Linked DNA regions of Homo sapiens: region 2 is linked to region 1. Evidence: chromatin contacts called from ENCODE Hi-C or POLR2A ChIA-PET data. All regions are on one chromosome and are shown on one strand. The core of a region is the stretch at or near the end of the contact, and the rest is flanking DNA. Distances in the headings are between cores, read along the strand shown.

What was found. Hi-C counts contacts between places; a loop is a spot of excess contacts on that map. ChIA-PET counts read pairs that join two places held with the same protein, here RNA polymerase II (POLR2A). Pooled maps may share reads with other maps.
Region 2: a map of naive thymus-derived CD4-positive, alpha-beta T cell shows a loop between it and region 1 (2.1-fold over the local background). The contact joins two enhancer-like sites. A Hi-C loop is called at or near these places in 1 of 168 maps with a recorded cell type or tissue (naive thymus-derived CD4-positive, alpha-beta T cell) and 5 of 50 pooled maps. POLR2A ChIA-PET finds 5 or more read pairs at or near these places in 1 of 52 experiments (Caco-2).

What each region holds. Positions count from the first base shown.
Region 1 is chr11:95,684,051-95,690,509 of GRCh38, forward strand. No RefSeq gene overlaps it. Among named protein-coding and RNA genes, the nearest start is that of FAM76B, 100 kb to the right of the region's middle. Within about 2 kb of position 4,166, at least 2 of the 41 ENCODE cell types and tissues checked have a DNase peak (open chromatin) inside an H3K27ac peak, as active enhancers do.
Region 2 is chr11:96,256,250-96,262,555 of GRCh38, forward strand. The region is part of intron 1 of MAML2 (mastermind like transcriptional coactivator 2); the gene reads right to left. Among named protein-coding and RNA genes, the nearest start is that of MIR1260B, 82 kb to the right of the region's middle. RefSeq lists enhancers at 2,417-2,506, 2,547-2,596. Within about 2 kb of position 2,207, at least 15 of the 41 ENCODE cell types and tissues checked have a DNase peak (open chromatin) inside an H3K27ac peak, as active enhancers do.

The DNA.
Region 1 (6,459 bases), core at 2,916-5,415:
CTCCTATTTCCTTCAGTCAGTTTTACTTGGATTTTTGTTATTTACAATAAAAAAACCCCAACTGATGCCAGTTTTTTGACAATCCTCATTGTTTTCACCTTTTATATCCAGAATGTTTCAGAACAATTTTATATTTTCTTCACGCTAGCTTTAAACCCTCAATCACTTTTAACCAATTGAGAACCCACCCTTGCCCAATTTATAATGGAGGAACAGAAATGCATTCTTCTGCAGAATTAACAACCCAAAGACATACTCTTTCTCATGATTGAATTGGACCTTCCTGGAAAACATCACCTCTAATTCAGGTCTGTACATTCTGATACACAGCACATGTTGAATACCAAGCACCATTATAATAATTGATAAACAGAAAAACTCTGCCTAAGTGGAGCCTTCTGAATCCATTAGACTTCTGGAACAGCTCCAGGTTCAAAAAATGGCTGAAATATTTGAATGAAACAAAGCAAAAATCTCTCAGTGGTAGAGAAGCAATTTCTGAAAACAGCCCACATCAAATGAAAGAGTCAGAAATGCTGAGGATCTAAGTCATCCCATGGCTATGAAATGGAATAAAAACTCTCATTGGATGGCAATACCTATACATCTCATTATCCAAGAAACATGAGTAAAATAACAGGAAATGTGAGCGGCTAATTAGGAAATTAGGAAAAAAAGAGAGAGAGAGAATGACAAATATGAGTAAATGTGGAGGCAGTGGTAAAGATGGAGTTTAGATGTGATACCAGCTTGGTGAGCAGCAGACACCCCCACACTGTGGAAGAGGCTTGCCAGGGGAAAAGAGCTAAGAAATGAGGCCAAGGCAATGGGAGCCCAAGGAGAGTGCCAGCAGGACACAGCAGATGTGTGCCCACATGTGGTGGGAAAATAGGAGAAGCCAACAGTCACCTGCCCTATACCGCACACTCCTTGAAACATTCCTGGGCCTCATCAAAGGCACAACACCTGGTACACAGCTTAGCAGTCTGTGGGGGTGTTCCCTGTTCACTGCATCAAGGCAAAACTAAATGACAAAACTGAGCCATAACAGTAACTTTGCTGGCACCGTATTGGAGAAAAACAAAAAAGCTTGGCATCTCAGTGAAGCCACTCCTTGACTTTAACTGCATTTTTTAAATGGAAGCCAAAGTGTACAAATCTAAAATGTATTTGAAAATCTTAAAAGAGAAAACATATTATATGTACCCAGTTGCTCTATCTAGAACTGGAATGCTGTATTTTTGCTTGTTTGTTGCCCTTGGGGAGGGGCAGGGCAGAGGGGAGTATGAGCAGTCACTGTTTTGAGAAAGAAAGACCTCCCAAAGGCCTGTTGAGAAAGTGAGGGGAGGGCATTTCCTTCTGTGGGGGCAATAAGCTAGGGGCTAGGGGCTCCAGGAGTAGCAATACATGGTGGAAAAGAGTAAGCTTTTCCTTTCTGTCTTTTCTTTGTATTTCCCAAGTCATTGGCCACTTTAGTTAACTATTCCAGCCCAGGCAATGCTTTCTGGGAATTAAGAGAGGGGCCTGTTTCTGCGATGAGAGAAATCAGTGCAAGGAAATCAGCAGAAGCCATGAGAAGTTGGTTACAAAACAGCAAGAGGTGCCCAGGCACAGATAAGTCATCTGGGACAAAATAACAAGCTGAAGGGAGAAGCCAAAACCAGGATAGATTTGTGGGGCACGTGAGTGTTCCTTGGGGATTCTCAGGAATATGTGGGGATAGGTTATGAGAAGATACTACATTTTCTGTACATGTGGAAAGGATGCCCATATTGTTATTATTATTATTATTATTATTATCATTAGTATTATTATTCAGAGTAAGTGTGGCCTTAAAGGTTGGAGAACTTGAGGATATAAAGTTTACATTGAGAAGCCAGGGAACACTGACAAATCCAAGTCCATCCAGACAATATTGCTTATCTACTCTCTGTGACACTGATGCTCAGAAGAGGAAGCTACAACAATTTATCTGAGCATGCAGACATATAGTAAAGATGCATCTTCCATAAACTGAAAAATGTACACTACTTTTTTTATGTGTTCAGCCATATAACATCATAATTATCCCATTTCTGGTTCAATGCTCAATGGAAAATTATAATGTTTTATGAATAATTGAAGCTGACTGAATCATGTACATTTTTATCAGGGCTAATTCTGATGTTTCATACCAAGGTTTGGCATCAAAAGGCTAAATATAGTTGGAAAAAGAATTATTAATTCACATCTCATAAGAAAAACTGCAAGTAGAAGATGAGTATTTTGAAGATGTTTTCACTGTCGGTGGTGGAGAAATCAGAGGAAGAGTAAGTTGTACTCACATGAGAATACATCTCATACACCATTAAAGTACAGAAACATTTTCTATCATATAAATGCTCCTATTATATTAAAATAAGTTATTGCGTAACTATTGCACCTATAAAAGGGACACCCGAAGTATCTGAAGTCAATTCTAAAGTCAGTTATATAAGTAACAGGCAAATCTGGAAATATGGAATCCAGAATAAATGAGGCTACTTTGGAAAATGGGGGTGAAATTTTATCCCAACTATTATGGAACCCACTAATCTCAGCTGGGCTTGTGGGTTCCTGGAATGATGATTACATTTCCTAGTCGTCTTTGCAGATATGTGCAACCTTACAACCAAGTTCTGGCCAAAGAAGTAGTGTGTACAACTTTGGAACAGTGTTTAAAAAGGGAAAAGGCATGATTTTCTCCTTTCTTTTCTTCTTTCTCTTAACTGATATGGATAATAACCGGAGCTTCAACAAGCATCTTGGACCATATACAACACCCCCAAGGGATGGCAGAGAAGAAAACTGGAGGAAACTTGTTCATATCCCTCTTGGATGCTGATCTCCAGTTTTTACATGAGACAACAAAAAGTTCTGATTTAAGCTGCCATATTTGGGTTTTCTTCCACAAGACACTGAACCCAATTCTAATAAATACAAGGGGAAAAGTAAAACTGTCTCATGTTCCTGACCTGAGCTTTGGAGGATGTCAATTTCTAAGAAAGTGTTTCTTGGATGATACATTCAAAAATTAATAATCAACTCATGGAAATAAGCCAAGTACTAGAAAGTTGGAGATTCAAATAAATCATTTCTTTATCTCTGGGACACACAGGGGCTGGGACAGATTCTGTAAGATGCTGCAGAAAGTCACATCTTGTGGGCCAAACTGTTTAGATTCTTCCTACTGTGATTTCTTCCAACTCTCCATATTTATTTCCCTGCTTTTCTCCTTGAGCAGTTAGCAAAATTTTGTTTTGTTTTGCCAGGGACAAAATTAAAAGAAGGACAAGAGCCTCCTGACACTGGCATACCTGTGTGAGGGTGACAGTAGAAATAAGCAAGAAACCCCTAAATGAGTAATTCCCACCCCTGCTACACGAACAACACCTTCTTAGAACGAATATTTTGTGATCATCCCTTTGCTATACTAAAATAAAATTCAAAAATAATATAACCTATCTGCACATAAGAAGAAATCAATATAAGTATTAAACTATATTATAAAAGAAAAAATAAAAGGAAAATAGTTGATGATAATGGTCTTTCATAAGTAAATGCTCAAGTATGATCATGCTAGAAGACAAAAGTGCCCCCACATTTTCAAAATGCTCCCCAGGGAATGTATAGTATGCAATGCCCTATACGATATGGCATTTTCCTACCTTGGAAAGTGATAAAACTTCAGGGTCAGAATGATGTCTCTTCCTTCTCTACAAGAGCCTCTCCTTCCAAGGACGACCTTAAAGTTCTTGGTTTTATTTTCTTAAGAAACATAACATTTTCTTACAGCAGTGTTACTTCAAATGTGTTCTGTAGCAAGTGAATTTCCTGTGAACAGGTGTTATGTTAAAGAAAAATTGTACTCTAATTGTTTAAGAAATATTAGTTCCAAATTAAATATTTTGTCTTGCTTTATGACATTTCAGAGTCTTGAAGTTGTCACCGTGCATTGACAATCTAACTCCCAAAAGTATTTTATCACAGAATCCTTTTCCACTGGGTCCATGGAAGAAACCTAGAAAACACTACCTTACATCCTGCCAAGGAGTGCATCAACACAGACAAGAGAGGCTTTTTGGAGGATCACAAATCTACTTCTGAAAGACAGTCTTTAGTTGACTAATTGATTTTGCATGAAAGTGGCCATGTAAAGCTGACCTGGAAGTCATGAATTTCACCACATCTCACTTAACTGTCATGACAGAAAGGCAAATGGGTAGAAACAATCTGACATCAGAGGTGTTTCCAGAAAAGCACAATTTTAATGTTGCTAGTGGTACTGACACATATTTGAGCTCATATTTTACATCACATGGATCTATAGCTATTTTAACAAGACGTTACAGATTTTATCTGTTCATAATATTGACAATGAGGCATTAGAAAAGGATATATGTTGATCAATATCTTTAAAGCGCATATTTTTCTAGTAGCTTCAATAATATTTACCATGTCTGAAATTTCTATTTAGTATAGTGACATTTTTACAATCACTGTTTTATGTCATCCACACAACCCTTCAATGAGCTATCATTAGTCCCATCTTTCAGATAAAGAACCTGTATCTCAGTGTGGGTAAGTGCCAACGTCATAGAATTTTTTAGTTGCAGAACTTGGACATAGCCTACGTCTATCCTGCCCTGCAGCCCATGTTTATTCCACTGCCTCCCTTAATCAAGGGAAAATTTTTAGAATGTTTTCCATTAAAAAAAATCAGTTACAGCAATTACAAGTTAACCATCAGTTATCAGGAAAACAGCCATCCACAGATACCCAGAATCACTCATTCCTTGAGGGTACGATAGCCCATGGTTTCATGTACATATTTGAATTGACAAACCTCCTCTGAACTGCTGAAAAGTTTACGAGGTCTAAAATACCATCATGTTTTTCTTCCTCCCTCATCGTCACCTGGTTTAAACTTCAAGGTGTGTTCTTTGAAAAACACTTGTTTCCAGTGACTCATTTTGAAATCACTGATTTCATCTTCCTTGTTCTTTGCAAAGCCAGGAAAAGAGATCAAGACCACATTGTTTTCACCTTCAAAAACACTTGCCCTGTAACCGGAAGAGTCCAGAACTGTTTTTGTTAATTCGTTGAATAATGTGTTCTTGTTTCATCTTTTCACAAGAGCAGAAATCCACTCTCAGAATAGGGCTCCCTGCTTGCCATCTGCTTATCCACCAGCAATTTTCAACCAACCTGTTTGGAAAGGATTCACTTATGCAGTCAACACATTTATTGAGCATCTACTTTGTACCAGACACTGTTCTACATTCTGAGAATACAGAAATGAGATAGATGCAACATTTTGTCCTTAGAGTTTTTACTTTAATGAGAGAGATATAATGAAAAACATACAAATAAAAATGATTATTCTAGATAGTGAAAACACTCATGAAGAAAAATTTAAAAGGGTGGCATAGCATAGAGTGAGTCAGGTGAAAGATTTCTTTAGATTGGGTGGTCAGGGACAGCTTTCTGAGGAGGAAACATTTGAGCTGAGATTAGAATGTTAATGAGACAGCAATGACAGGATTTGGAGGAAGAGTCCCAGAAGAGCCTTAAGATGAGAACAAAATTGGTGGGGATGAGGAATGGAAAGGAGGCAGATGCAGCTGGAAAGGGATAAGGGAAGAGAAAACAGTTGATGAGGTCAGAGATGCTATTAGGGCCCAGCACCTGTGGTAGAGAATTTTAATTTTATCCCAACTGCAGTGAAAAGACATTAAAGAATTTTGAGGCTGCTGTTTAGAGAGCTGATTACATATTGGCAAAAATGGAGCAGAAAGACCAGTTAGGGGCAACTGCAGTAGTTCAGGTGAGAAATTACAATGCCTGGACTAGGTAGTCCACGAAGATGGGAGGAAGTAAATGTCTTTCATGATAGAACAGCCAGCATGTGCTCATAAATTGCACGAAAAAAAATGGGACTGGATTGTTATGCTAGTGACATTTTCTGAATTCAGGAAGACTAGGAGAGAATAGATTTGGGAGAGGGATGGGAAATCAAGTGAAGTATTGGAAATGTTGACTTGGAGATTCCTATTCATCATCTAAACAGAGATGTCAAGAAGCTGACTGTACAAGAGGTCAAAGAAGGGGTTCATAGCTGAAGATATGTAGAGTATCTCATAAGACCCCTGAGGGCACACCCCTTGCAAAGCCCAACCCCAGATTTCAAACACAGTCTTTCCCAGTTTCGCATTGGGAAACTGGAATGGGAAGCTGGGCAAGATTGCGTAATGGGAAACCGGGAAAGACTGTGTTTGAAATCTGGAGTTTAACTGATCCTATCTTAGTATTAATTCTCCATTAAAGTACTTAGTCTCCATCTGATTTCCCTCTAAATGGGGTCTTTATAAGCTCTCTTCCTTTGTTACCAGGGTCTTCTTAAATGCAAACAGAATAGGCACCTACACCAAACAGAATGAA
Region 2 (6,306 bases), core at 957-3,456, 570 kb after region 1:
GATACAGCTAGGAAGTCAGGATTCCAACTTGAAACTCTGATTCCAGAGCCCGTGAGCTGAATTCCATTCCTCCCTGTTTCTCTCTTTCTTTTGCTCTCTTTGCTACACTGCAGCACATCAGTGGCCACGCTGATCTCGAAGTTCCTCAAACGACCACATTTCTTCCTGCCCCACACACAGCCTTTGCTCTTCCCTCTGCCTGAGGAATCTTCTAATTATCCTTCAGATCTCAGCTTAAATACTGAGATACTTAGCCATGTCAGTATTAAATGGAACCTAAATATTTCCCCCTATACATGGGTTCATAGGAATCTGTATTTGTTCTCTGAGCCTTATCACAATTACAAACAAATAAGAACTTAGTGCTTGTCTTCCCATGTTACATGGTAAGTTCATGAGGTTAGGAACTGTGTTTCTGGTTGTACATGGTAGGCAGTCAGTAAATAGTTATTACATTAATGAATCAATACAGGCATTCCTCGTCCACAGTCAACTCTTGAGCTAGACAGACAAAGATAGGAAGTTACTTATTTTACACATCTGAAGCCACATAAGTATGTCCGGCTGCAATACATCTGGTTTGACTCTATCAAATGCCATAAATATCTCAACAGAAAGAAAGGAAAAAACCTACAATCCAGAAGCAGGCTGTGAAGACAGAGGACACCCCAGTAAGAAAGAAATGAATACTTTGGGTAGTAGCAATCTCAGAACTAGAAAAATGCTACAAGAAAACCGCCAGTGGCAAGACAGGAACTATATTGAAAACAGGGATTACCTTGTAAAAATACAGTTTCCAGCAGACCAAAAATAGGCACAATGTTTCTGTGATCCCAACTTTTGCATTCAGCATTTTGAGAGGTTTTTCTGTGGAAAAGCATTTCCAATTTTACAGTAGAGTTGTAGACAAATGTTGCAATTTATTTAAGCTTTGTTTTATTGTCAAATTTCCTGTAGCCCATCCACTCCATGAAGCAAGAGATAACTGGTTTGCATCATCTTTTTAAAATCACAGCTCTGGATCTGCACTATTGGAACACTCTCTTGTCACCCTGCAATTGATCCTTTCATACTTCTTTCTCCTCCATTGGACTGTAAGTTCTTGAAAGTGGGAATCTTGTGACTCCAATTTTTCAATACTGAGCACAGTGCTGGCACAGAATATGAACTCACTATATCTTGTTACTATAAATGAATAAACAAAATGCATAGGCATGTTAGGCATTTAGTAAATACATGTCAAATTGAATCTTTGATACATGACTTGGAATTACTTCCCTTTCAAGGTATTTGTTCAGTGAGCATAATTATAGAGTCCACAGTCTAACAGTCTTCATTATAGAGAAAAACCGAAAAAGAGCCCTTGGCTTTTCAAGACAATATGCATTGATGGCAACCCCCTTTTTATCATGTGCATATTTCATGCACAAGGACAACTTAAAACTTGGAATGAAAAAAAAACCTCTATAATATTTCTTTGCTCACCAGTGCTGCCCATTTCTGGTATTCTCTCTTTACTGTGTATCCTGGGGGTGATGGGAAGAAGAGGAGAGACGAGAAGGACTTACTAGTAACAGAAAGGAAAATAATGAATTGGGAAGAGGAGCAAAGGGGATGGTGAGGACTGGAATAACAACTTTATAAAGAATAAAAGTCTGATTCCCTTCTATTTCCTGCAGTCTCTCATTGCTCCTGTCTCTGATAAAATGCCTACAGATTTGCTTACTTGATCCTAATTTTATGGCCTGTTCAAATATTACAACTTCTTTTTAAATAAATTAATTTGGAACTAAATGCCTTTAATTTTTACCGTGATAGGTTTGTGGCTCTTGACATCTTTTGGTCCTATTCATCAAAATCATTTGCTAAGTCCAAGGTATAGCAGAGTGGCTTTAACAACAACCATGGAGGATGAATAAAATACATTTTCATATTTACTGAAAGTGAAACTTATAAGCATATATCATCTTCTGCCTACCTTGTAAATATCCCATGTTTTCATTTACATATTGTACCAATTAATATATCTTGGTACTAATCAGAGTGGAATCCACTCCTGACATGGGAGAAAACTACGACAAAAAACATTAGCAGCAAGAAAAAATGTTTGTTTCAAGTATGTGGATTATATTTTCTAGTGCCTTAAAAAAAGAATGAAACTGAAAGAGGCAGCTTGAAGAAGCTTACATGTGTTTAAAACCCACATCCTGTTGTTATCCACTGCCCTGGCACAGAGGAGCTGGGAGGTGAACGTCCTCATTAGGGTCCCTATTAGCTGTGATTTGCAATGGGCTTCTCCAAAGAAGAAAATCACATTCACCCACTGGACAATGGCCCAGGTATCACCATTGATGGGAATCATATATGGAGTAAACATCAAAGCCCAAGAATACAGTGGTCTAAGCCAGTGTGCTTAGAAGTTGCCAGATCCTCCATGCTTCATTCCAGCCACTATCAGCAGATTCTAAATCACCTATGAGCAGAGAGGCCCATCTGCCTAGGGCATAAACGAAATTATAACAACAGTGAGAGAGCCAATGGGAGTCAGCCAGTAAGACTATGAGCAGCATGATGTACTCAGACTTTTGTTCCTTTTTATTTATTTGGTTAAAATACATGTGTTTTTGCTTCAGGCAGATGTTGGTATCCCAGCCTTTTATACAGGAAGCTGTAGAAGGGAGAGGACTTTCTGGGTGGGAGCAACTTATTGTGGAGGCCAAATGGCATTTTTTGTAGGCCCTGAGATTTTTTACGAAAACACTAACTCTGTTCAGAACTCTTTCAAAGGGTGAAGACAAACTTAACAACCTTATACTATAATACAAATAATTACAGAGTGTTGCTTTAAACTTGTATCTTGAAGTTCCTTCTTTAGGTAACTCTGCTTAACAACCACAGACTCTTCTTCCTAATGGCTTATCTGCATGTCTTTTCAATTTTCTAAGTGAAGGCCAGCCCCCTTCAAGATGTTCTACCAACTCAGTCCTATTCTTTCCAGATGTTTTTTTTCTTTTTCTTCTTCTGAAAAGCATGTGTTGATAGACTATGGGGAACAGACCAAGATTTATTTTTTAGCCAGCATTTTCCCCTTGCAACCGTAAGTCATTCTTCCTCAGAAGGCAAGGTGGGGCAAGTGATTCTAATGTGCTTCGCTCCAATGCTTCCATCTCAATAACCCTTTAAAGTGAAAACTGTGGAGAGTGAAGTGAAAAACTTGTCTCCATCTGGAAGCATTTATACAGAGAGGTGTCTTTAGCTTAGTTGTTTGTCTAGAATTTCCATTTATGAACCGACTTGCCTTTCTCCTGTGGGTATGCTGGAGAAAACTCTTTGCAAAATCCATTGTATGCAATAATCCAGTGGCTCCTTCAAACTCAATCAGGCTGGAAAGGCTAAATATGACTCATAGGATTCCTCCAACAAACACAAAGTAAGTCAGAAGTCAAGGAGAGAGTCATCTCGATGTGGACCAGCTTACCTAGCAAGGCAGGGAATTGTCATAAAACCAGTTTCCTGCTTGCAAGACCTTGACTCCTTTCAGTAAAGGTGTCAACTCTTCTTTTTCTGAACAATCTCAATGTGAATGACAGGGCCTGATTCTAGAGGAAGGTGTCTTTAATCTTTTTATGGTTCAGTATAAAGGTTACCTTAAAAAAAGCCTTGGGATATACTTTCAAGATACTGACTTGTGATTTTTTTTTTTTTTTTAAACATCAGTATGTCCTGTTCTAATTTAATCATTATTCTTTCAAACAGGCTGGGAGGAAAGGTTCCTGGACATCCACAGAGAAAACTTATTCAATAAAACATTTTATAATCCTCGGAACACCTGTGCCACCTTCCTAAAGGCCAGTCAGTTCCAGGACTTCCTAAAAATGAAGGTTGGACTGTGTGAATGCCTGTGTGTGTGGGAGTGGAGTCACTCTGTGTGGTGTTGGGGGATGGGGTGGGGGGAAGCAAACTGGCAGACTCTAGAAGGATGGTGGTAGAGCAGAAGAAAAAAGAAGAATGTCTGAATCTGGAGTGGCCCCATGAGACCCAGTCTGTACTCAGGTGACACTGGAATAACAGGAGTTCCTTCTAAAACCAAGAGAGCAGCAGACACTCTGTCATGCCACACCCTTCTCAACTGTCTTATCCCTTGGCCGTCTCCTTTTTAGAAGCTAAAGCAATACATTTTTTTCTTCAGTGTCTCTTGTTCTTGGAATGGAGGTGCAGCATAGTTCCGGCCAATAAGATGGACATCTGATAGGAGAGGGGTGTGCTTTTGGGACACTTTCAGCTTTTCTGATAAGAGGAACACCAGGGCTGCCCTCACTCCTCCCTCCAGTCTGCCAATGTGATACCTGCAGTTTAAGACTATGAGAGAAAGGCATAGAGAATCACAGACAAACTGACCCTGAGCAGTGATATTATTTGAGTCACTAAACTAATACCCATAATGACCTTATATCCAGAAATATTGTAGTGTGTGTGGGAGGAAAAATCCCTATTTGTAATCACTTTATTTCTTACACTGTTAGTCAGTTTTCTGTTATTTGCAGGCAAAAAAAAAAAAAATTCCTAATTGATTCAGCAGAGGAGGCAGATCAAATGAGTAGCCATCAACTCTTAAAAAGGTTGTTTTTTTGTTTTGTTTCGTTTTTTGGGGGACAGCGTAGCTTTGAAAAACCTGAGTGAAACTAAATATTCTTCTGAAGGTAAAACCAATATAGCATATCATGGAGCCTCATAATTTATTTCAAATTTTATGCCTGAAACAACTTACCATCATTACTCTATGCTATGGTTTGAATGACCCCTCCAAAACGCATGTTGGAACTTAATCTCCAATCTGGCAGTATTGACAGGTGGTAACTTTAAGAGGTGATTGGATCATGAAGGCTCTGTCCTCATAAATGGATTAATCCATTCACGGATTAATGGGTTATGATGGGAGGGGAACTGGAGACTTTATAAAAGGAAGAGAGACCTGAGCTAGCACATTAGCACGCTCAGCCCCCTCCGCCACGTGATGCCCTGTGCCACAGAATCCCCACCACCAAGAAGGCTATCAACAGATGCAGCCCCTCAACCTTGGACCTCTCAGCCTCCATAACTGTAAGAAATAAATTCCTTTTCTTTATAAATTACCCAGTTTTGGGTGTTTTGTTATAAGCAAAAGAAAACAAACTAAGACACTCCATCCAGTGGTTCATGACATTTATTGAGAGGAAAGACAAGGTGTATTCTATAGCTATAACCGTAGAATTGCTTTTGTTAAGTATATTTATGTTTATACAAGCCTATAACCTTATTTTCCTACATGAGCCGAAGGTATCGTCTAATGGGGTTCTTGGCTTACCCCAAGTCCTTCTGATAATATTGGAGACTTATAGAGACTTTTGAAAGGAACACAACATAATGAATGGAAAGAGCAAATATCTTGCCTGGTCCCTAGCTAGTGACATGATATTGTGCAAATTACTTTGACTACCTGAGCTCCATATTATTCGTCTATAAAATAAGGAAGTGTTCAATTCAGTAACTATTTCAATGTTATTGTCTAAACAGTTTGATTATAAACAACCAAGTTACCTAACTGCAGACAATTTTATAATTATTTTTTCACCAATATGTGTTATGTTAGATTTCTAATATATCACCATGAACAAATATTTAAATTCTAAAATTTGTATTTGATACGGTCAGAATTCCTAAAATCAGTGGCATTCTCTGACTCAAAGAGTTATTTCCCTCCTGGCTCATTATTCTCCATATTAATGTTTTTAAAAGATGTCCTGAAGTCCTTGCATCTTTCTGGGTCCCAACCAACATCTACTGAACTTGAGTATTTGAGGATGGAACCCAGAAATCCGTATTTTTCACAAGCATTCTGGGACATTCTGACATGTACTAAAGTTCGAGGACCACTAATCTGGAAATAGGTGTCACTGAGACATTGGAAGATTAAAAATTGTGTACGGTTTTTATGATAAATGAAGACAGAGTTCAGTCACAGATTCAGTTTTTTACTTCTCCAAATGTGCTGATTTAAGGTCATTTATAACATTCTCATAGATTAATTTGACCCTCAGTTAGCATTATTATTTATTGTATAAATAAAATTCACAAAATCAAACTGAAAATAATTCTCCCAAGATTTTGATTACTGCTCGTTTTCTTTCCTCTTGTTTTTCCCTCCAGTCACCATTTGTTCTTATTTTTAAAATTTAATCTTTTTTTTTTTCTTTTTTGAGATGGAGTCTCGCTCTGTTGCCCGGGCTGGAGTGCAGTGGCGCAATCTCAGCTCACTGCAACCTCCGC